Regions from separate parts of the Mus musculus genome. Here regions 1 and 2 are each linked to region 3. The links are chromatin loops, found by intact Hi-C in ENCODE. Cell type or tissue: heart. All regions are shown on one strand. Region 1 holds the start of Gm26159 (a small nuclear RNA gene). Region 2 overlaps Rbfox1 (RNA binding protein, fox-1 homolog (C. elegans) 1). Region 3 overlaps Rbfox1 (RNA binding protein, fox-1 homolog (C. elegans) 1).

Region 1 (8,000 bases), 1.2 Mb before region 3:
CCGCCCTTCTTCCACAGGCTCCTCAGCCTGAGATGGAATACTCTAGATTCTGAAGAAACTCATCCCACTCTCTAGAACTATGCCCTGAGAATTTCTTCATTATTTAAAAAAACGTGGAATGCTTCACAGACGTGAGTGCCCTCCTGTGTAGGGGCTATGCTAATCATCTTGGTACTGTTCCAATTTTAGTTATATATATTGAAGCAAACATGAGACTGCCTTCATTTTTCTGTCTCATATCAAATGTGGCAATGTCTTTCAATGATAATAATGAAAAAAATTGAAATCTCCAAATTTCTTTGATACCCCCAGCTCTAGTTAATAAAGATGTTTATTTTAATAGAGCCAAGAAGAAGTTAGCTTTGGAGGCCAGCCAAACAGGGGACGATTCTGTGGTAAGCATGTACCTATTATCTGGAAGAATGAACCTAAAGAACAATCTGTTTGCTTCCTTTTCTGTTCTTCAGTGCTTTGGGGTTTCTCCACATAGAGCCTGAGCTTCAGGCCTCCACATTCTCACCCCTGGCAATCCCCTCTCCTTTCACCCCAGGCCGTACACCATCTTGCTTACTGTTCAGGTCCTTTTCCATCTATGATCCTTATTCCAACCTCCAACTGTAATCTCTTGGCCCAATTATCCCCAAAAGCAAAGTACTCCTGACTGGATTTGGAAGATTTCATTTCAGGTAGGCTCTGTGCTATGACTGGGTAGGCAAGTGACAGGAAGAAGGGATGGGGTAGGGGACAGAGTCTTGAGGAGGGGGAAACAGCTCAGTCAATAGAGCACTTGCTGCATGGGTGGGCATGAATCTGTGGCTCTGATATTGGGAATGGGGTAGAGACAGGGAGATCTTGGGGTCTCATTAACCACCCAATCTATCTGAAAGTGTTAGCTGTAGGTTCAATGAGAAACCTTGTCTCAAAACAGGAAAAGGTGGAGAGCAACTAAAAAAAGACACCATGGGTCTCCCCTTCCCCTTCTGTGAGGGGGGATGAAGAGGGGGCAACGTTTGGGATGAACACAGATAAAATAATTAACTGACAAAAATAATTTCAGAAAACCTGAAAAAAAAAAAGACACAATGGATGATCTCCTTACTGTCTACCGTCATGACTAACCCATGTACACCAGACCAACCCACACCAACCCAACCCAACCCAACCCAACCCACACCAAACCAAACCACACCACACCACACCACACCAAACCAAACCAAACCAAATCACACCATACCAAACCACACCAAACCACACCAAACCACCACCACCACAGGAAAAAAAAAATAGAATCTTATTGTTGGCTTGTTGAAATGGCTCAGGGGGTGAAACCACTTGTTACACAAGCCTATCAACCTGAGACCATGAAACCAATGGAGAAAGGAAAGAACTGTCCCTGAAAGTTGTCTTCTGATGTTTACACTGTGCCTGAAAGAACACTTTTCATTCTTTCTCCCCCATTTCTTGTTGGGTCTCTCTTGCTTGCTCAGTCTTTCTCTGTCTTTCTGTCTCTGTCTCTTTGTCTCTCTCCCTCCCTCTCTCTCTCTCCCCCCTTCTTCTGTTCCTCACTCCCGATCCCTTTCTTAGATAGAAATAGTCACAATAGTAAGTACATGCACAGAGACTAAGGTTTGATCTCCAGCACCTTAAAAATAATAATAAAATAATATAAACACAATATCAATAAAAAGCAATTCAAGAATAGTCAAATTCACAGAGACAGAAAACATTAGCACTGTTAGGCCCAAGAGGAAGAGTGAACAGGAGTGTGTGATGGAGTCATAGAGATGACTATGGGTTATTGATGATCGTTATAAACTTTATAAACACACCCAAATTCACTAAATATACACCTAGAAAAGGTAACTTTTCTGGCATGTGATGTAGCTCATAAAGGATTTTAGCAAATAAGTATGATCTTATTTTGTGGTCCAAATAGCTGAGGTCTGAGTCATTTCAGTGACACATGAAATCCCAATTTAAACTTACCTTTGACCAGTTCATACATGTATTTTCACCCCCCTCTCTCTCTTCATCATCTTTTATCCTCCTTAGACTTCTGTGGAGCCTCTTCTTCTTTCCAAGGAGCTCCACTTGCTCTCATGCCTTCTGTTGTTTTGGGTGGGAGTTACTGTATCATGGGCAACCTACCAGAGGCTATAGCCCTGAAGAAAAGGACTTTTCCTATCACCAGCAACCATTAACTGCCAACAGCTCCTCAAATGGGAGTCATGGTCTCAGGAGCTACTTTCCAGCCTGTGCTGGAATACTGGCTGGACTCAGTGTTATCAAATCTTGTGAGTTTTTGAGTGGGACATACATGTACACATGTCCAGAAGATATAGCTTCACTGTCCTTATAAAGATTCTGAATCCTTCCTAAGGGAAACTTCCCCAATGCACAGGCTTACTTTGGAACATGGTCCTGCCTCTCTCTACTTTTTATGTATCCGTGTCCTTCCTCCTGGTCATTGCTGCCTGTCCAAATTGTTCTGGCACATCACAGCAGAAGGCAGACTTCCTATGGGGGATTCTTTAATATTCCCTCTATTTATTTTCAGAAAAAACAAACCACCTTTGTAGGCATGTTTCCATACTAACAATCATGCTCACATAGTACTCTGTATCAGATACACTTTGCCTTACTGGACTGTGAGCTCCTTAAGGACTGATGATCCACCGATGACATTTTCTGTTGACAATAATAGAACGCCAGTTTCTGTTTTCTTAGAAGATAGATGAAGGGCCTAGGGCCCAGGCCACCATCAGATGTATTTTCTCCTGGGCTTAGCTCTCTTTGCCTGATTTGCCTTTGCTTTCTTGCAGGTTCTACTCTAGGGGCAAGTGCAGCTGCCTTCTCCTCTGGTGAACTTAGCTCAGTTCCAAGGGTTACCTTGGAATGTTGATGCCCTGGAACCATTTTAGTGGATAAGAAAAGAGATGCTTTGAACATCTCCAACCCTGGCACTGAAGGTGATCTGAGCGGGCTCCAGGGACTTGCACAGCTCAGAAGCAAGAAAGTAGGTGGAAATTGGAGAGAGATTACTTAATACCTCAGGAGTTCATTCGGCTCATGTCCTTAACACACAGCACATAGGTAATTAGTAGACATCTATTGAGTAAACCTGTAATACAAACACCAGCTTTCTATTGCCTATTCAGATGAAGGAGTATAATACTCTGAATGGTGGACAGGACAGGGCAGATGTGTGACATTAAGCCCACAGTGTTTGGACTGGATATATGACAGGTGGGCTGTAGATGAAGCCCTGGCAGCGTTTCCTAGCACGTGCAGGGCTTGAGATGAATCCCCTGCACTCCAAAAGCCAAATAAGAGGTGCACGATCATTTGTTAATCTTTTTTACATCAGGGAAAATGTTTCAGATATTTGGAAAGTTACAAAAAAGATCTCAACCCTTTTGTTCATGGATGCTGCTGTGGTCCCTCTTGAGAGTCTGAAAGGGACAGACAGACTCTCAGGAACTGCTGCACCGTGCCCGTGCTTCTCATGGCAGTTCTCTGGCAGTTCTTGGGTCCTCAGGATCTCCAGATCGTACAGCTTTGTCTTAAGGGCACAGTGGGCTTTGTGCGATTCACAGTCCTTCATTGTTTTCCAAAATTTCCTCCTGGAACTACCCTGACTCAAGGCTAGAGGGCATTGTGTGACCACAGAGAAGCTGTATCCTCCTGGACTCTTCGGCTTTTCACACAAAAAGGCTTGCTCACAGCTCAGCTAACTAGTGAGCTCTTCCCGTTCCCAGGAGGGAACGAAGCCAGCCCCCTGTGAAGCAAAGGATGGGGACAGGGGGAGAAGAGCCACCAAAGTGTTTCCCTCATTTGTATGTTGATGAAATGTCTGCATTTCCCCTAGAGCTCAAGAGCCTGGTTTGGATTGATTTCGCAGCAAGGATCTTGGTGTGTAGGGATATGCTGCAGATGAGGCTCAGGGTCCCTGCCCTGCCTGCCTATGGCTTCCTGTGGGATTTGGGGGAGGCCCCTTCTCTTGACTGAATCTGAGTCTCAATGCTCTTATCTGTAAATCTCGACACTGGATTAGGTGCTCCCAGGATAGATGTGATGCATGAGGCTTCTCTGGAGTGAAGATTTCAGGAGTGGAGGAGAAGTGAGGAGGAAGAAGATTGCAACCAAAAGGAGACTAGATTTCAAATGCATCAGGAAATCCCACAAGGGTGTGGGCAAGACAAATGCAGCCAATGCATGTGAGACCGGGAAAAGGCCCTTTCAGAAGACTAAATCGTGTGCATATTAATGCAGTCTGCTTAATCCAAAGGGAAAGCAGCTGTGGGTAAACAGCCTTTAACACAGTCTCAGGGACCAGCAACTCTTGGTGTAACCCTCTTCCCTTAAGTGTAGACTCAGTCTAGTGACTCATTTCTGACTAGCAGCAAGAAACCGAGACCCTTAGCCCAACAGACCACTAAGAAATAAATCCTGCCAAGAGATTTCCCACCTGAGTGAGGTGAGGAATGGAGGCTTGTCCAGTTAAACCTTTGGATTAGACTTCAGACCTCTTTGACAGCTTGATTATAGACCCCGAGGGAAGCTGAGGCACCTACTAAGCCACGCCTGGATTCCTGACCCACTAAGTACTGACACATCAGGGCATTGTGTTATAGAACCATCGACAACTAACATGCTAAAACAGTGGCTTTCAAATAATTTGTTCTTTCTCTGTGTGTATGAACACACACATGTGCATATGTGTTTCTATGTGTGTGTGTGTGTGTGCGCACGTATGTGCATGTCTGGAACAGAGGACAGCTTCTATTATCATTCCTCAGTATATGATCTACCTACTGATTTTTGAGACAGGGTTTTGACAGACTCAAGACTTTCCAAGAAAGCTAGGCTAGCCAGTTAGCCCTGGGGATGCCCCTGTCTCCATCTCTTAGTGTTGGTATTACACTGTCATGTCCAACTTTTTCACATGGGCTCTGAGAATTGAATCAGGTTTTTACGCTTGTGCAGTGAATACTTTTCTGACTGAGCAATTTCATGGCCCTTCAGACTGTTCTCTTTCTTAGTAGTGTGAATTAGGGGGGTGTTATTTTAGACTATCTATCATCTATCTATCTATCTATCTATCTATCTATCTATCTATCTATCTATCTATCCTGTGTGTGTGTGTCTGTGTGTGTGTGTCTGTGTGTGTAACAGAGGATAGCCTCTATGTGCATGCATGGAGGGAGATCAGAGGACAACTTACAGAAGTCAGTTCTCTCCTTCCACCATGGGATGGAATTAGGTGGGTAGGCTTGGTGGCGACTGTCTTCACTTGCTCAGGCATCTTACTGACACAGGTACATTTAAAAAATTTCTCCAGGCCGTGGTTTTGTTATTTGCAAGGGATGACAGTGTTGTCTAAGTGATGTCACGTGTGAAAACTGTGTGATGAAATGTCTAGAGGAGGAACACTGAATGACTACAGCTGTCGCCATCACTGATGATGCTGTTTCTCTTGGGACCCTCTTCTGCTCTGTGTGACTGTTTTGCCTCTCTGTACCTATCTTCCTCCTCCTTCTCATTCTTCCTGTGTCTTCTTTCCCATTCCTCTTCCTCCACCTTCAGTTCTTCTCCCTCCTTCCTGTATCCCCCCTATACTTTTTCCTTCTCCTCTTCTTCTTCCACTTTTTCTTCTCCTTCTGCTTCCTATTCCTCCATCCCCTTCCTCTTCTTCTTTCTCTTCTTTTCCTTTCTTTTTCCTCTCCTCCTCCTCATCCTTCTTCACCACCACCACCACCACTACCACAACCACAACCACTACCACCACAACCACTACCATCACAACCACCACCACCACCACCACTACCATCACAACCACCACCACCACAACCACCACCACCACAACCACCACCACCACAACCACTACCATCACAACCACCACCACCACCACCACTACCACCACAACCACTACCACCACAAACACTACTACCACAACCACCACCACCCTTGGAATCCAATAACACAGATAGAAACTAGCATTTTTCTAAAGTAGTCTGTCCTGAGATCTTTCCCACATTCTTACAGTCATGACAATGATGAGCAGATGACTGGCCAGCCAGCAAGCCCTATCCTCTGGCACCATCTGGTTCTGGTGACAGTAGGTCTTAGGTGAAGAGAACCGAGTGGAACTCTCTTCTGAGCTTTGTGGAGTTGCTCCCAGAGAGAGGCTGTGAAGCTTCCACAGTGGCTCAGACTTTCCAGTTTCTTTATCTGGAGAGAGAAATCTTTCAATCTTTTCTCTAGACTGGAGGCCAGCAGTCATTTCCTGCAAAGCTTTTGATATTTATTTTATTTCCAGCAGAGTTAAATTGTAGTAATTAATCCAGCCTAAGAAACGAACACCACAGAAAAGAAACTTAGAGCCCCACTTAAAGTATTTGTAAGTAATTTCTCATAGTTAATTGGTCTTCCCAGGAAAAAAATCGCACTGTTTCAACAGACACTGGTCATTCCAGTGTGAGCGAATGGTCAAAGAATGTTTACCTGTAAGCACTGGAACCTAAAGCCCCTCACATATCAAGCTCTTTTCCTACCTCTATTCTGGAAACTGAATTCTAACCAGGTGTGAGCAGGTGGGAACACATGTTCTAGTAAAGACTTCCACATATCTTGTGGCATTCCTGGTTTAAGGCAACAATATCTCCTCTTGGGTGGTCAGGACAGGTGATTTCTAGAAATAATGACTTAAGACAAGTGTGGTGGTGCAGACCTGTAATCTCAGTACTTGGGAGTAGAGACAAGAGGATTGATGCAAGTTCAAGGCCAGTCTGGGATACATAGAAAGTTCCAGATCATGTGGGGCTATACAGTGAGAGTCTGCCAAACAACCAAACCATACCAAACCAAACCAAACCAAACCAAACCAAACCAAACAACTCAAACTAGAAGCTTACTGGTTTGTAGAATAACCCTCATCTACATTTATTTCACAGAAAAAAAAAAGGATAATTTGATTCCTGAATTGTTTAAATTGGAAAACTAGTTGTTTAACTTTGGAATGCTAAACCTAAATTATATACAGTTCATCTGGATGGAGGTATCAAGTAGTAGCTGGTTAAATGAGTTTATAGTCTAATGGGGGTTACATATAAGTGGAAGGCATACAAAACTGTTTGCTGGGTGGGGTGACAAAGACAGGCGAACCAAGCCCCACTTGGTAATGGTGTCAACATCTCTTTATCATTAGTTGAGCTGAGTCTCAGGATTCGCCATGTGTATTCTTCTCTTGGGTTACTTGGGCAGTCACTTCAGTGCTCCAATTCCTTTGTGCTTTTGTATCTTTGAGCTCTCCACAGGAGAGGCTGGGTACACAGAGGAGATAGGTACCTCATGAATGCACACAGGCCTGCAGTGTGTTCCTTGATAACGCCTCACTCAGTTTCCCCCTACTCTGTCTCTGTGCTATGGCTTCCACATGTTCATGAGTCAGGCGATATTTTCTCCTTTCATTCTTTTAGGGAAAGAAACATATGAAGGCTTTTGTCTGATTGGAGCCATTGGAAATGGTGTATGTTACAGCTGTCTATGCCCAGAACCTCTCTTTTCTGGAGTTACATATAACCTCAGGTCTTTTATGGGACCATTTGGGTTTCATGCCCAACTTGTGAGCCAATCAGCTTTCTCCTTGGATGAGTGACATCCAAATGGCTGCTTCTCTATTTATCCTGTCATTTTCTGTACAATCTTCTCTCTTGAGTTATGGCTGCTCTCTATTTGTTTCTATGCCATCTTATGATGGTTGTTCATTGTGGGTCTTAGTTCCTCCCTGTACCCTGTACCTTGTACCCTGTACCCTGTTCTGTTCTGTTCTGTTCTGTGTGACTATTATGCCTCTATGTTTCTCCTCTTCTCTTCCTCATTCTTCTTCTTCCAGCATCTTCTCCCTGTCCTACTTTTTCTATCTCCAGCTCTTCTCCTCCTTCTTACACTCCTCCTGTATTTCTTTCTATTTCTCTTTCTCCTCTTCCTTCCTCCTCTTC
Region 2 (8,000 bases), 120 kb before region 3:
GTCCCACTTGCCACTGAGGGTCCCAAAGCACATAACCTTTGGCTTGGTAGACAGGTATGTTAGGAGACAGAGTCTGTGCCAAAAGAGTGCAAAGCATGAGCGAAGATAGCAAGATGTCCGTAGAAGTCCTCCTCACTGGGGAGTCCATGGAAAGCCAGAGAGAATGCAAAGAGGATGAGCAAGAGACGCAACTTGAGAGAAGGTCAGAAGTTGTAGACCCAAAGGAGCCTTGTACATAAAAGTAAGTGGCTGTTATAAGCCACTTAAAGATGACCAGAGGACTGAGTTGTGACCAGCATGCTACGTGAATGTCAAAGGCCTGCTAAGTGATTGGCTGATGTGGTGACAGACTGAGAGCATGAAAAGATTGGTGCACCACTAATAAATGCATAATAAACAAATGCCTGAGAATCACTGTTGCCTGTTTCGAGTGCCAGTTCACCGATAGCTCTGTCGGCTAGCGGAGGTGCACTTGTGACATGCTTGCTGTGCAATCATGAGGGCTTGATTTTGTGGCCCCAGAACCTGCATAAAACTGGGCACAGTGGTTTATGCCTGTAATCTCGGCATTCCTACAGTGACATAGGCAGTGGATACAGGACAGTTCCTGAAAGTGCACAGTCAATTGGTCTTGTAAATACAGCAATAAAGAGAGACTCTCTCAAATAAGAGATGAACTGATACTTGAAGCTGCCCTTTGATTTCCACAGGCACATCATGGTATCATACTTACATAAATACACACACACACACATACTCCTCATCATCATCATTATCATCCTGTAACCCAGAGACCCACACTGTGTTTAGCTTTTGTTTTTGTTTTTCCTAGTAACAGCACATCGGGTTCCACATCAAAGACAAAGACGTCACCTTTAAACCGTGATATTGCTACCTTGCCAAAGAGTAGGAGGTTTCAATGCCCTACCACAACACCCTAAGTTGGCACGAGCAATCACTAAGATCCTAGGTTTCAAGTCCATTTCCCCCCACCCTGCTGGAAATTGCCATGTGAATAAAAAATTAAAATGAGCTTCTCTTCCTTCCAAGAAAGAAACTCAGACTTGGATTTGTGCACAATTGCTGAATGGCTCAGTTTAATAAACCTAATTAGGAATTACAGAGATTATGATTAAACATATTAAATGATTAATAGCATTATGCTGCTCATGTAAAAATTAAAATTAATCATCTCTAGTCAAACAGGACTTTGGAGAAATCTTGGTGGTGTTCCCTTTGATAAAAACATACAACGCTCGATTAATCATTTTGTAGTGTACACATTTATACAAATACCCATAAATTGTTATGTAGGCATACCTTTGACAGAAATAATTTTTTACTGAAAATATGTGAAATGAAATCCAAATTTGTATAGGTTGGTGAGAAGGCGGGGATAGGGATATCAACCTTCATGGGGTAAGAGGGACAGGAAAAAGAGACCATTTCAAGCTGAGCATGTCCGTGTCTGAGCTAACTAGTCATGTGACAGCCAGGGCTAGAGAGTCAACCCTGCAGCATGCAATCCCACTGTCACCAACTGCTAATTTGTATCTGGGCCCTTTATATCTCTGTGCCTACAGTTCACTCATCTGTGAGAAGACAACAATGATCCATGCCCTACAGGCTTAGGACAAGGACCAAAATATAGGGGTAGGTACAAGCAGCCCTAACTTCAGATCAAGGAGCTCCCACCATATATAGTGAAGAGAGTACTTCTACTTCATCTGGGGCCTAAGTGGGCTTTTTTTCAAAGCATATCTCTTGGAATCTTCAGGAAAAACATCCCAGGAAAAATCCTGTGCTTTTCTATGACTGCTAGGGTTCAGATCTGGTAATGTTGAATACATGTGTTAGCTACAGGCTAAGTAACCCTTGTCCCTTTGGGAGTTTCAGCACCTAAAGGTGATGCACCATGGAAAGAAGTGAGGTCACTGGGGGCACTAGGCCTTAGCCTGCTCTTCGGTTCTTCATACTGCTATCACCAAGCAGACAGCCCTTCTCTCTACATCTCCAGTATGCACTGTGCTCCAATGAACACAGATCAAAAGCTCTGAAACCATGAGCAAAATACCCCTCCCCGGTTTATGACATGGCATTCTGTTATAAACAACATGATCTCTGGCTTGGTTCCTGATCAGCTTGTCACAAGTTTAGTGGCTTAAAACAGGACTTTCTCATACCATAGCAATGAGGACAAAAATCTAAAACAGAGGTGTCCAGCGAACCAACTTTCTTCTTTCTTTGCCTCTTTCAGCTTCTGTTTCTGGGCATCTCTTGGTTTGGGGCTTTGCGACCCCCTGTGCTTCTATCTTCACATAGCCATCTTCTTTGACCGGCTCACTGAAGTATACTCCAGCTTTCTCTTATGAAGACACTAGCCATTAGATCTTGAGCCCTTTCTAAATAAGGATACTTTGAGATAATTAATTTTATTACATCTGCAAAGATCCCTTTTCCCAAAACTCAGTCTCAACCATTTGCAGTTTACAGAGCTTATGCTATGAAAGTGTTTTTAGAGGCTACCACTCAACCTATGACAGTTCCCTCATAAACATGAAACCAGAAGTGCAAATTCAATTAGTGACTATTTTTCAGAAATGACTGTCATTCTTTAATATCATCTCTGGGTTCTTGATTACTCTCAAAAGAGCTAGCCTCAACAAGCGGCAAAAGAAAGAAGAATGTCCCAACCTAAGCAGAGAAGAGACAAGAACTCTTCCTTCATCAGACCAGGTTGGCTACCTCCCTATAAATACTTGGTTATAGATAGAGACGTTTAACCCTCTCTGTCAGGGTGGGAAGCCCTTTGTCAGTTTCTAAAAAGATCATCAATATCCTATACTTATGTTTGAAAATGAATAAAGTGATCATTATTCACCTCCTCTGGATCATTTTTTCCAGAATGAGACAATAATGGTGAAGTCCTACTTAGTAAGAGGGTGCATGACATTAATCATGGCAGTCACCAACAAAAGCATTTCAGTTTTGCTCTCTGTTTTTCTGGTCCACAGACACACAGAGCTATGAGAAATAAGAGAGAGAGAGAGAGAGAGAGAGAGAGAGAGAGAGAGAGAGCCCTCTAATCACACAGGAAGACCTATAGACTCTATTAATTGGAGATCCATTACCCACAAGAAGCAGGTCACTAAGGAAACCTAGTCAGAAGTTCTGAACAAGTGCATTAAGATCCACCTTACCAGTTTCTGTGTTGGCCTTCTGTGGTATAACCCTATCAGAATGCAGGCTGTTGGCTGAAGAATTTTCCTTAATAAACAAACTCCCCGGGTATTGGCACAGGTTATAAATGTTAAGAAAACACCAGCGGCACTTTAATCTCCTGAAGATCACTTAGTGTTTCCACAAAGACCTTAATAAAGAACCTCGGGGCTCCCTCCGCTGTAATCGTTCCTAATTCAATGAATAGCTCTAAGCAACCCACAGCTAATCCTAGTGAAATTGGATTTTGATATCGACCAATCCAGGGATGACTATTTGAGAGAATATCCATAAAAATCAGCTCCTTTCAGATTCTGTCTCTGTCCCAGAGTTATCTTAGTAGGTTACTTAGATATTGTAGAGTCCTAGTACCTCCTAAGGGGTACTGAGCGGCTCGGTGTAGAACCATCAGAAAAGGACAGTTTACAGTTAGGCATCTGAGTAAAAATCACTTCCATCTTGTACTGGCCTAGTTACTTAAGCCCTCTGAACTTTAGATTCTCCAGACTAGCTCAGGAGACTTTTATCTGTGGCTCATGAGTGCTACAGGTAAGTTAATACTGAGGATGCATGAATAAAGCATGGCTGATGTAAACCTACAAGAGAAATTAGAATTCAGAGAGAAAGTGGAGCTCTATAAGGCAGAAGCAGCTATGGAGAGGGACTGGGCAATGATTAGAAAGCAAGCAAGAAGCAAGCTATATTTGGGAAATTAAAAATACATGTATGCATAACCCAGTACTAGATATAGCTCAAGGGTGCTGAGGAAGCACACTTGGGCAGCCCTGAACAAAAATAAAATAAAATACGAGCAGCAGATGAAATTTTATAATGTCTGGAAGTCACGTGTTTTAAAGAGTGAAGCAAAATATGAAGTCAATTTTAAGCATGTAGCCATGTTAACTCTATTTAACAAGCACAGCATTGTGACGCATCATTAGTGCAAAGAGCATTTAAATTATTTTTTCTGCACCAAGTCTTTGACATTTATTGTCTCCGTTATGCTTATGGGTCCTAATCTCAGCAGGGCACATTGATTTTTCATTGGAAATCCTTGATCTACATTTAAGCTTCAAAAATAAATGACAGCTGAATATCCAGATTTCCTACTTACAGTTCAAAAGTTTTCAACGACTGAGTCAAAGGTCAGTTCTTCCGATTAAGATGAAGTTGAAGTAAGTGGGGAAAAAAATCTGTTCCATCTATCATAACAGGGCACTTTTAAGAGTTCAACTGTAACACAAAGAGGGTCCTTTAATGATGTTCTAATACCTAGAACCTGTGAAAAAGTTGCTTTATGGGACAAAGAAGTGGGAAATTCAATGAACAGAGCTGAAATCACTTATCACCTGAGCATGAATTAGATTATCCTAGATTCATGGGGAGGCCAGTACAAACACTAAGATCCTTTCAAAGGTCTTCGGAAGGAGAAGAGAAAAAACTAGTGATGGGCTCTGGGATGTGAGAAGCAGTCTGCCTGCCATTTCAGGCCCAATGAGGAGATGGCAGAGGAAGGGCAAGAGCCTGGGAATTAAGGAAATGGAAAAGGTAGAAGCAAGCTCTAGAAAGAAATTTCATCCACATTTGGGGATGTCCTCTGTCTGAATATCATTAGAGTCAGCAACATTCATTGCTACAAAGAAAGCTTAAAACCATCATCACCTCTGTAACAAAACAGACATGTGGGATTTCCAACATTCCAGAAACTTCCAACAGACAGATTCTTTTCAGTCAATGTGAAGGAATCAAGAGAGACAAAGTATAGAAGGATGAAGAGATAGGGAGACAGATGAGTCCCTAGAACAAACTTCCTTTCAGAGTTTGCTCTATATTCACAAAGCAGGTAACATGGACACTGTAGAGTCAAAAAGCTTGCCATCTTTTAAAGAATATGGACTGAGAATAGTATCTATCACATACATAGCTGTATCTCCTGAACCCCTGTCATCTGTTGGATCTCCTTATCTGTTACTATTTCCATCATCCTACAAATACATGTTTCTTAAGCCCCCTCTGTATTCCTGGACATAATAAAGCTATATACCCCCTGCACACAGTGTATGTGCTGGAGGGGGGGTGCACACCTGTATCCCAATATTTGGTACAAAATTTTTGAAAGTTTCTAAGCTACCTAGAAGAGACATAGACGCCAAGAGTAACAGTAACTGAGGAGGGCCATTTGTGTCTGCCTGCCCAGGCTGAGACAAAAGGTCCCTGACTGCCATTGCTGTCAAATGCTGTGGCCCAGTGCTGGTTTCATGAAGAACATGTGGAAATGGCTAAAGAGACTGGGAAATTGAAAACTCTGCTCAGATACCAGGAGCTAGGGATCATAAAAAGAGGTGTCTATGGCTCACCTCATAGAATCATCAGAACAGCTTGGACATCTGAAACTCGGAGAGGTGAAGTTGCCTCTACAAAGGTACCAGCGGGGACAGAGCAGGATGGTGGACCCCATAAATGGGATTGCTTTTGTCCTGTCACAATCTCTCAAGGGGAAGGTAAAGATGCCATGGAGAGTCTAAGGATGGGACAGAGGACAACTACAAGCCACATACAAAGGATTAAAGCTTCACTGCTGTTCTGATCGCTACACTTGAGGTCAGGACTGGGTCAGGGTGAGAACTGTGCTAACATAGCTGACTAACAAGCCTGGAACAGGTTGCTTCCGATGCCTTCTTGGAGTCTCTGGGGTCTTCTCCTGAGCCCTTATTAGTCATAATTATTTTTTAGCTTACTTTAGAAAAATGTCCCTATCCTCTTCTTTACTTTAAAAAATGTATTTATTTTTATGTACATTGAGGTTTTTGTCTGCATGGATATCTGTGGGAGAGTTGCCAGACTCTTTTGCACTGGAGTTGCAGATAGTTTTGAGCTTCCATGGGGCTCCTGGGAGTTGAGCCCAGGTCCTCTGGAAGAATGGCCAGTGCTCTTAACTACTGAGCCATCTCTTTAGCTCCATCCTCTTTTACTTTTAAGTATTTATTTTTTATATTATGGGTTTGTGAGCCTTTATGTGTGAATATGGACATGCACAGGTACATAAAGAGGCCAGAGGAGGTTAGCAGATTCCTTGAAACCAAAATTATAAGTGACTATGAGCTGTCTAATATGGATGCTGGAAACCAAGCACTAGTCTTCTGAAAGAGCAGCAAGCATTCTTAACTGCTGGGTTACCTCTACAGACCCCACGCTTGAGCTTAATTATTAAGCTATCCTGAGAGATATGAACATCTTCAAGGCAAGCATTCTATCTAATAACAAATGTTGTTTTGAATCATTATTTCTGGCACATAGTAGGCCCTCAATATGCCTTTTCTGAGTCATCCCAGTCTATCAAGTACATCAATCTTTTTGTGCACATGTCTTCTGACTTTTACCTTCACAGTACGGAAACCCAATACCCTCAAGGGGATGTGACTAGCTCCTGGATTTTCCCTCTAGCAGATTGGTAAACACACAGAATCTTTTCTTTCTGGCCAGCTTCCTCCCCTCTCTGTATAACACTCTTCACACTAATAAATAAAATGTGTACTTCTGAATAGCCCCTGCTTTTCACTCTTCTACCAATCAAGTTCTTTCTTAGAAAAGGAGAAACTTGTGAGAGTCTTGGAGGCATGATTTGATTAAGCTGACAATATCATTTGAGCAATGGTTGAGTGCCCAATGCGATGTATTTTGGACCAAATTGATTTGTGTAACAAACACTTGCTTTGTCTCTTCTAGCAGCATGAATGGCAGGTCTTGATTTAGCTAGTGATGCTGGGTACTGGCTGAATTTACAGTCTGTGGTTGCTCTCTTTCTGCAGAGAAGAGCAAGGCCAGAGCAGAAGCTGGCATAATTCAATACATTGTGCTATAAACTCGAAAAATAATATCACAGAGCTCTGCAATATACCTATTTGATTTGATTTGTAAACCTGATAAAAAAGCAATTGAAAAAGTTCAGGGGGAAAATATATATATATGTTCTAAGCTAAACTGTAACCGTATTGAATGTGTACAAAGAACAGAACATGGGAGGAGGGGGGTTACAAAATTCATGCACATCCAATCAACTTCCTACCCTGCATTAGACAATGTTGCAATTCTCCATTTTAAATGGAGAAAGACTGTAAAAAGTCATTTTCCATTAAAGTAATAATAACGAGTGAAGGCATGTGAATTAAAACCCACGTCTCTGGTTTTCTCACAATCCCACTTCAGAACTGGGCTGCACAGTGTCCCCCAGCTTCCTGCCTTTTAACATGTTAGCTCTATAGGCAAACAAATAAGTTAATCACATAGCTTTGGATATAGTTAATACCCCATTCTAGTTTGGCAGAACCAATTTTGTACCTGGGTAAGGCACATTTGAAAAACACATCACATTTCCCCCAGCTCAAGTTAATTCAATGCTCAGCTCAAATGATAGGATTCCTCAGAGAGAAAGGTGGGAGGCCTGGCAGGGCTCACTCAAGATTCTTCAGCTCTTTCCATCCTTTGAAAAGGCACGAAGAACATGAAAGGCATCAGGGTCCCATAACTCTAAAGGACGTGGGAGTCAAGGTAACTGACTGTATTTGTCTTCTCTGGCTGCTGAAACAAAATGCCACCAATGGGAAACACACCTCAATGATTGGGAAGCTGGACCTGTAACACCAAGCCTTATAGTTTGATTCTTTCTTGCTGTGACCTCACAGATCAAAGGGAGAATATCTTTGTTCCCCTTCTTTTCTGAGGAAAACACTAATTCCATTATGAGAGAGCCCTACACTCATGACCCCCATTTAACCTAATTA
Region 3 (8,000 bases):
CAAAGGGAAGGAAACATGAACCAGACTATACGGACAGACCAGTAGGGTAGCTCAGGGTCAAGCAGCTGACACTTTGCAGAGACCCAACCTGTCTATGCCCATCTGTGCTTCAGCCTGGCTCTCTGCACAGCAGAGCCACCAACACCTGGGAGTTTCTTGGAGCAAACTTTCACGTTTTCACCATAGACCTTCTGAGTTTCTGTGCTAGGCAACACTAAGTCTAAGATTGTGCTGCTCCTCAGAGTCACAGGGCTGGAGATGTGGTCCATTCACTATGCTCAGGTCTTTGCAAAGGGAAAAAGAAAATATTAGCCCCCTAGTAATACAGTGAGTCTTACTTTGCTGGGACCTATCTGACTGTATTTAAGAGAAAGGCCTCTTTTTCTCTCTGTTCATGTTCGATTGCACAGGGAACCAGAAAAGAGCTTAAAACTCGAGCTAGGGTTTGAAAACTCCCATTAGCTAAAGGAGCTGGTAAGGTGGCCTGTTACTGGTTAGATGGGACAGGCTAAAGGAGCTGGTGAGGTGCACACTGTGCCCTGAAGCTGATGTTAAGTGGAGACTCAAAATTCCTCTCCAATCACCTCTTGTTAGCAGCGGAGGTAGGCAAATTGCTAGAGAGGATTAAGTGGGGGCCAATGCTTGGATCACTGTCAAGCAGAGAAAAGACTCAATTTGTGGTAATCAGTTCTGTAAGAGGTCTTTGTGGCTGTGCTTGCCTTCCCAAGGTGTGGACCCAGACCGGGCAAGGGTAGAAAAACGGCAGCAGGCTGGCTTTTTCTTGAGCATATTAAAATGACTATTCCCGTCCATGAGATAAGCCTGGCTGTTAATAGGGCTTTACCTCCACAGGTCTCTCTCCCCACATCTGAGGCTCAAATGTTCCATAAACACTTGAACATCACTGTGCATAAACCATCGTCCTGATCTCTATAAACACAGCAGGACCTAAAAAGGAGATGTATGGTGTGTCAGAGGAAGGCGTACATGTCTTCTGTGTCTGTATAAGATGCATGTAAAAAAGAAATAAAACAAGGGTATATTTCAAGAATTACACAGTAGTGTCTGGGGTAGTAGATGCACCGTGTCCCAACTCAAGAGAGGTTTCTTTAGATGGGCAAGGACCTTTTCCTAACACATAGAGCACCTGCCCAGGCCGCTGATACAAGTTGTCTTCTGAAGGCCATGACCAGGCCTCTACCAGCTTCCCTTTCCCAACTCTTATGTGAAGGATTTTGGTAAGAGAATGAAGGGGAGCCCAGGTTTCCAGGAAGAAGCATTAGGCAACTTTAAAACAAAGGAAGAGTGCAGGGTTGAGATGGTATTTAAAGCCCAGATGTGATTCACTCTGTAACCAATGTAATTTTAGGTCCTTGAGAGACGGCCCCACTGCCTTGATCTTTTTCAAGTACAAAATAGGCTTTGAGCTGGTTTACTTTACTTGAATCAGGGGGGAGAAAGACAAGGAGAGAGAGAAAGAAAGAAAAGAGGAGCCGAACTCTCTCGGTCTGAAAACTGAGGATAGTCCCTCACCCATGTGGTGATTTCTCCCTGGACGGTTTATAAACTGTCACAGTGCAAGCCACCCCAGACCCCCTTCTCTCTTCAAACCTGTGTCACTAACCCACATTTTAAAAACAAGGCAGGAAGCAATACAGGAATTTTAGCATGTTATATACACAATACAGATGATCATTTGAGCTGCCTCCGTGGGTAACAATGCCTGCTGCCACCTTAAGGACTTGAGTCAATCCTAGGACCCACACAGTAGAAGAAAACTCCCACAAGGTGTCCTCTTATTACCTCGCAGGCACTGTATCCTCCTCCTCTCAATATAAGAAGACACAAAGCAAAATTAATAGAAGTATAATAAAAATGAATACTAAAACATTCTTTAAAACATACATGTCATACTTTAACTGCCCAAATAAGATTATTTCTCATCAGTATGTGTGTGTGTGTGTGTGTGTGTGTGTGTGTGTGTATACATGTGTGTGGGTGTGTATACATGTGTGTGGATACATATATGCATATATATATATATATATATATATATGTGTGTGTGTGTGTGTGTGTGTGTGTGTGTGTGTGTGTGCATAGATATAGATAGATATAGATACGTGCCTTTCTTCAAAATAACATTAACAGAAAGTCAGCTCTCACTACAGATATATTGAAAGTATTTTTATTTCAATATAATAGTTTCAGAGAAGTGTATTGTACTGTACTAACTACTACTTCCAAGATATTTGTGTTTATGCCCAAACTCCTAAGCATCCTATCTGTCTATATTTGACAGTCAGTTTTCATGTTCCCCTCTTTAATTTTACCTCTCAGTGGGCCAACTGTTTAAAAAAAAATCACGCCTGTTTAAAAAAAAAATCTTCCAAAAGGAAGAGCTAGAATCTGAATAAAAAATTAGCCAGGGATCTCACATAAAGACTCTGCTAACTCCAAGTGTCTAATATGCTTGTGTTAGCAACACCATAGCTCTGAACCGACAGAGGGAGAATGTTGCCCTGCTTCATGCGAGCATTTCTTTCTTTCTTCTGCTGGGTGATGTAGACATAAGCACTAGACAGACAAGGAGTGCACACCTTGTGAGTGGCTGTTACATAAACAAACCCTTACCCCTTACCACGCTCCTCAAGACACAGTTAAACTTCCATTACAAACAGGAAACAAATGCTTGGTTTCTTTGAGCCTTTTTTTTTTCTTTTTAATGGAAAAAAATAGAAATATTCTTGTTCCTGAGACTCCACTGAAGAATTTTCAAACATTTCATACATAGGTAAGCACACACACACACACACACACACACACACACACACACCCTCAAAATAAGTCAAAGAGATAATCAACTTAGGAGCAGATTTTTCTGCCTTGAGCTGGTTATATAAATGAAAGAACAATTGTGTCAAATTCTTTCAGTTTCATCTTCTAGGTTTCTGCAATTTTAAGGATTTTTATTTAAAAGAGAGATTCCTTATGGGGAAAAAAACTCAAAACAAAACAAAACAACAACAACAACAAAAAAAAAAAACAACAGCAAAAAACCAAGTTTTCCTTAAGAAGCATGCCCTGTGCTGGTGAAAGCGGCTTGTGCAAACTGCATGGGACCCAGCCCAGGCTTCTGCTAATTATCCTGATTACCCAGATGACAGGACAGAAAGGAAGCCTTGGGGGAAACAGAGAGAGCTAGAGCCACTTCTGGCCCTGTTGGAATGTGGAAGCCCTGCCTGCTCTCCTGCTGCTGCTCTACAGGCCTGCCACATGAGTAGGTCAGCAAATCAGAAACTTCCCCAGGCCCCCCTTAACAGACGCCACATCAAAACAAGAAGCTGAAGCACATGGTCTGTCCAGCTGTCCCAAGTCAGCATCAAGCACTCCTTTCCTTCCTAAGCATGAATGCACGTGAAACAGGCAGCCCAAGGGTACAGCTGCTGGTGGAAGTTTTGGTACAAAGTCCTCCACATCTCTCAAGGCCCCGTGGAAGCCTCCAATCCCCATTCCTCTACTTCTCAAATCCAGCGTCAGCTGGAACTCATCGCTGAGTAACAACAGCTATGCAATTACCTACCGAGATGCCTTCTTATTTCCTCTTTCTGTCTTTTGCATGGTGCACTCTCGGTGTGGTGTGCAGACCTGGCAAGAAGAGCTATGACTACTTAAGAAAGAGAGATCAGATTTCTCTGTGTGACACCTGGTTCGGGGTCATGGACAGTTATTCACTAACTAGCTTTGCTTTGTAAGCTGAGCGCCCCTAACAAACGGCCAAAATCAAATACAGAAGAGTACAAATCTCTCTCTCTCTCTCTCTCTCTCTCTCTCTCTCTCTCTCTCTCTCTCTCTCTCTCTCTCTCTCTCTCTCTCCTAGAATCACAGTCCCCAGTGGGAAACAATACACTCACCCCAAGTGTGAAGCAAGCAGGCACAGTGTTGAGTGGCCGGTGTCAGTGTTACGTTCTAAAGATTAGTTCCATGGGCAAGAGGGTGGGCTACAGGAGGGAAAAGGAGGAATGGCCAGGCTTTGCAAAGGGAAAAAAAAAAAAAGAAAAAAGAAAAAGCAAATAGGCAGAAGAAAAGCATCAGAAATATGTACCAAGAAAAAAATAAGGCAAAGAGACGGGAAATTAATAATCCAACAAGCAGGATGTCTCTGTGTTATTAATCACATTGCCACAGAGAGCCGCCAAGGAGCCCAGAGCTGCACATGGAAGGGGAGGGGTTTGCATGCCATTGGTTGCCTCTGCTCACTCCTATACATCTCAGCCAATCCTCCCTGTGCCTTAAGGTACAGATAGATCTGCGCTGCAGTTACAAACCACTGGAAGATGAGAAATCACTCTCTGCAGGGTGAGGCTGTGCTCGGTCCAGTTAATGCACTATAAACTTTATTTGAGCTGACTTCTCCCTGGATCCCCCAGTGACGGGGTCAGGGGTGCAAGCAATTCCACCCCAAATCATGCCATAATCGAATTGCTGCCTATTTCCCGAACCTATAATGAAAAAGGCAACCGAAATAATGCCGGTAATGTTGGCGGTCTCCCCTGCCTGTCCAACGCTATTACCTGCGAATGCCTGCCGCCATTTCCTGGGTACTCTAACAATGAATATATTTCACAGCTCACTGACTCTCCTGCGTGGGTGGCGTGGTATAGACACCTACATGATAGGAAAAGAAATCTAAGACAATAGGACTGTGTCTGAAGGCTGAGCCTGGCAGCCCACTAGGGAGGAGAGGGGCCTTTTATCCAAAAGGCGGGCACATACACCACACACACACACACACAGAGAGAGAGAGAGAGAGAGAGAGAGAGAGAGAGAGAGAGAGAGAGATGTACACATGCAAAAACACAGTCTAGTCCAGAGGCACAGCTGAAGCTAACACCAACTTGATTTCTCTTTGTCTTTTTAAGTCCCAGACTCGTCACCTGCGGCATAATAACTTAGAGTCTGACTCCTTTATCAAACTCAGGCGGTTTAGATGCTCAGCTCCAGTCTCTGAAGACAGATACAGCTTTAAGGACTGGGGACAGAGTAAAATAAAATGTGTGTACCTTACCTGTAAATGCCCTTGAAGTCCTCACTCGCCCTTCAAAACCTTTTTTTGTTTTGTTTTGTTTTAAAATCAAAATCCACTATTTACATGCCCTTAAAAATATGATTCAACACCCCCATGGTATTTCACTCCTCGAGAAAGTGCTGGTGACAGCACAGTGTAGCGGCTCAGAGACTCTGGGCTACAAAAGGCCCAGTGCCCAGCTGTTTTTTGTACAACTGCCTATTCACAGATCCTGTCCCCGGGCTGTGGGAAGCTGTGGCTGGACTCTGGGTGTGCTTAAGTCTCTGGAACCTTAGGACTCTTCCAGGCTAGCAGCCCTCACTTGTGTCTACATTAGATTCTGGTCACTCTAAGCAGTTATTTCAAAATTGTCCAACATCAGATTCCTGCCTTATAAACCTTGGCTGTGCCAGGAAATGTCACCATGTCCAACCCAGGATCACCACATGCACGGCTCAGATGTAACCCTGGGGAGAGGTGTGCTTGTGGTCCCCAAATCCAGACAATCAGCTCTCTGAAAACAATGTATATGATATTAGGATAAATATATATATATGATATGATAAATTTATATATAGATAGATACTCTAAATCACTGGTAATAATAATATACACATGCCTTATTTCTTTTTTATTTTATTTTTCATCTCCTATTTTAACATAGGAACCCATCTTATAATTTTTACTACACTAGTTCAAAAAAGTCACCTTCTTTGTCTTCACCATTTCCTTACATAAAACACCAGTCTGAGTTGTCACATTCAGCGGCAAGTCTGGGCAGCAGCCAGGTGAGAGAGCCCTGGCAAGACTGGTCAGGCACAGCTCACCCTTCCCCAGCCCCTGGCATATACAGCATGGAGTAGAGGAAGAATCACATAAAAAAAAAAAAAGACACATGGGGGCATGCTGACACTCGCAGACAAAGAATACTCCTTTAAAATACTCAGCACTATGGGCTGTAGAGACCAGATCTTATAAGAAAAAAATCAATACAAGAAACAAATGCTCTCGATGTAATTGAAGTCTCACATTTGTACACGACTTCTGCTATACGCCCAATTACTGCTATTTATCAAAGAGTAGACAACATTGAAACCAGCAGCATGAAAAACAAATTTTACTAAGTCAGAGGGAAAAAATCATCAGAAAGGAAGGGGGTACAAATAATAAATAATTCAATATTCTTGAGAAAATCTCTTGCAGAAAGGCCTGGTTGATTCAAACATCAGACGTAAGTCTGACAAGAGACGTATCGATTCAGACGATTCTATCATTATTCTAGCCAGAGTCCTTCATAGAAGCTGCTCTCTTTGCTCCTGTTTTTATTGTTGTAACCACAGACCTCCTCCACAGACCTCCAGCTCTTTGAACCGGTGTTCCTTACAGCTTAGGTCCTAAGCCTAAGAGGAAGGTGATAAATACAGCCAGGGTCCGCTGGAGAAGGCAAGGGTTCCTCTGCCCTAAAATCTAACAGGATGAGAGGCTAGTGGCTGGGATCTCATCACTCCGAGAAGGAGTCGTGGAAGGGCCCCATCTGGGGAATTACCAGGGCAGAATATTTAGATTCCAGGGGGCGCACACATTCCCAATTGATCAGACTCACATCTAACAAAGAATTGTCCAACAGTGAACAAGAGTGAGAGCAAATATACTCATGTTACTTTAGGGGATCTGAACAGAGAAGTGAGAGCAAATATACTCATGTTACTTTAGGGGATCTGAACAGAGAAGTGACAGCCTCTGACAGTAATGATCTCATACTCTGCTGCCCAAATGCTCCCCGTACTGTACTGGCTCTCCCAATGAAAATAATAGAAAGGAAAAAATAAAATAAAATGGGAGGAGTGCAGGAAAGAAATGGAAAGATCCTTTTAGGTCAATGTTGATCAGTAAAATACAGTGGTATAATTAGAGGAGGAAAAAATACCTCCATTAGCATTTTGCATAAAGCAGAGCTATTTCTTCAATGTTCGATGTGTTAATTACCAGCAGATAGGAGGTGCCACTGAAAATTAACAGTCTAACAGAGGCACAGGAGGTAAACAGATAAGGCAGAAGCCACTGGAAGGTCGGGAAAGCAAGTCAATTCTGAAGAAAGATAAAAGAATCCTCTGTGCTGTGCTGGTGGAGGAGAAGGGGACAGGGCAGCAGGCCCTGTTAGACATGCTTCATTAGGCGAGAATTCCAAGCTTGTACTGGGTGCAGCATTTGCTGTGGCAATCAGGCGTATTATTCAAATGTGTAGGAAAACAAAAGACTGGGAGAGCCTGACAAGCAAGACACATTAGAGTTGGCCCCATTCAGAGCTGATGTGTGCACCAGGTTCTTCACAGAGTGAGCTGGGTACTGCTCAACACTGAGGAGTAGAGGAGCCCCTTAGATTCCGATGACTAAAGACGAGCAGGAGCAGGATGCCCGTGACAGAATGTCACAAGTCTGTGTTTGCTGCCGCGCTAGAGAGTCACTGAGGAAAAAGACTGGACTGCATCAAAGATGCAAAGTGCCCTTGCTTGTGATGCTGCAGGTACTAAGACAAGATGTTACTCTCAAGAGCAACTGGGTGTCTTACAACTGGAACAAACCTTCACAGCTAAAATATCAGAAGGTCCGAAGAGATCTCCTCCATGTGAGGCCTTGAGTAAGTCTTTTCTTTAAGGCCAATGTGGATAATCATAGCATCTCTTCTGAAGCAGCGACTAGCAGGCACTATGCACTTGGACTGCTTGCTGGCATTTCACAGGGGTTCCACATCACTAGTTGGTTTTTATCAATATCATCATTTCTACTTTTACCCAAAAAGTGTTCACGCAGGGCTGGAGAGGAGGCCCATTGCACAAAGCACTCGCCACTTAAGCCTGAGAACAAGCTTGACTCTCCAGGACCTATAGAGAAGCCATAATGCCACCCACTGCCTCCCGGACACTGCAGAATGAAC

Evidence for each region. Hi-C counts contacts between places; a loop is a spot of excess contacts. Peaks named below come from ENCODE experiments on the same cell type or tissue, not always from the same donor. Only the 100,000 strongest peaks of a DNase experiment are listed, where the experiment ranks them.
Region 1: a loop joins it to region 3, with 2.7 times the contacts of the local background. A loop is called at or near these places in 2 of 42 quality-filtered maps.
Region 2: a loop joins it to region 3, with 2.4 times the contacts of the local background. A loop is called at or near these places in 7 of 42 quality-filtered maps.

What each region holds. Positions count from the first base shown.
Region 1 is chr16:8,329,204-8,337,203 of GRCm38, reverse strand. Gm26159 (a small nuclear RNA gene) reads right to left here and starts at 211; the gene lies at 108-211. In heart, a CTCF peak has its summit at 3,648; a DNase peak (open chromatin) is centred at 3,743.
Region 2 is chr16:7,267,563-7,275,562 of GRCm38, reverse strand. All of the region lies in intron 2 of Rbfox1 (RNA binding protein, fox-1 homolog (C. elegans) 1), which reads right to left. Among named protein-coding and RNA genes, the nearest start is that of Rbfox1, 200 kb to the right of the region's middle. In heart, no CTCF peak of the experiment used is centred here; no DNase peak of the experiment used is centred here.
Region 3 is chr16:7,145,954-7,153,953 of GRCm38, reverse strand. The region is part of intron 1 of Rbfox1 (RNA binding protein, fox-1 homolog (C. elegans) 1); the gene reads right to left. Among named protein-coding and RNA genes, the nearest start is that of Rbfox1, 80 kb to the right of the region's middle. In heart, no CTCF peak of the experiment used is centred here; DNase peaks (open chromatin) are centred at 3,323 and 5,873; H3K27ac peaks cover 724 bases; H3K27me3 peaks cover 522 bases.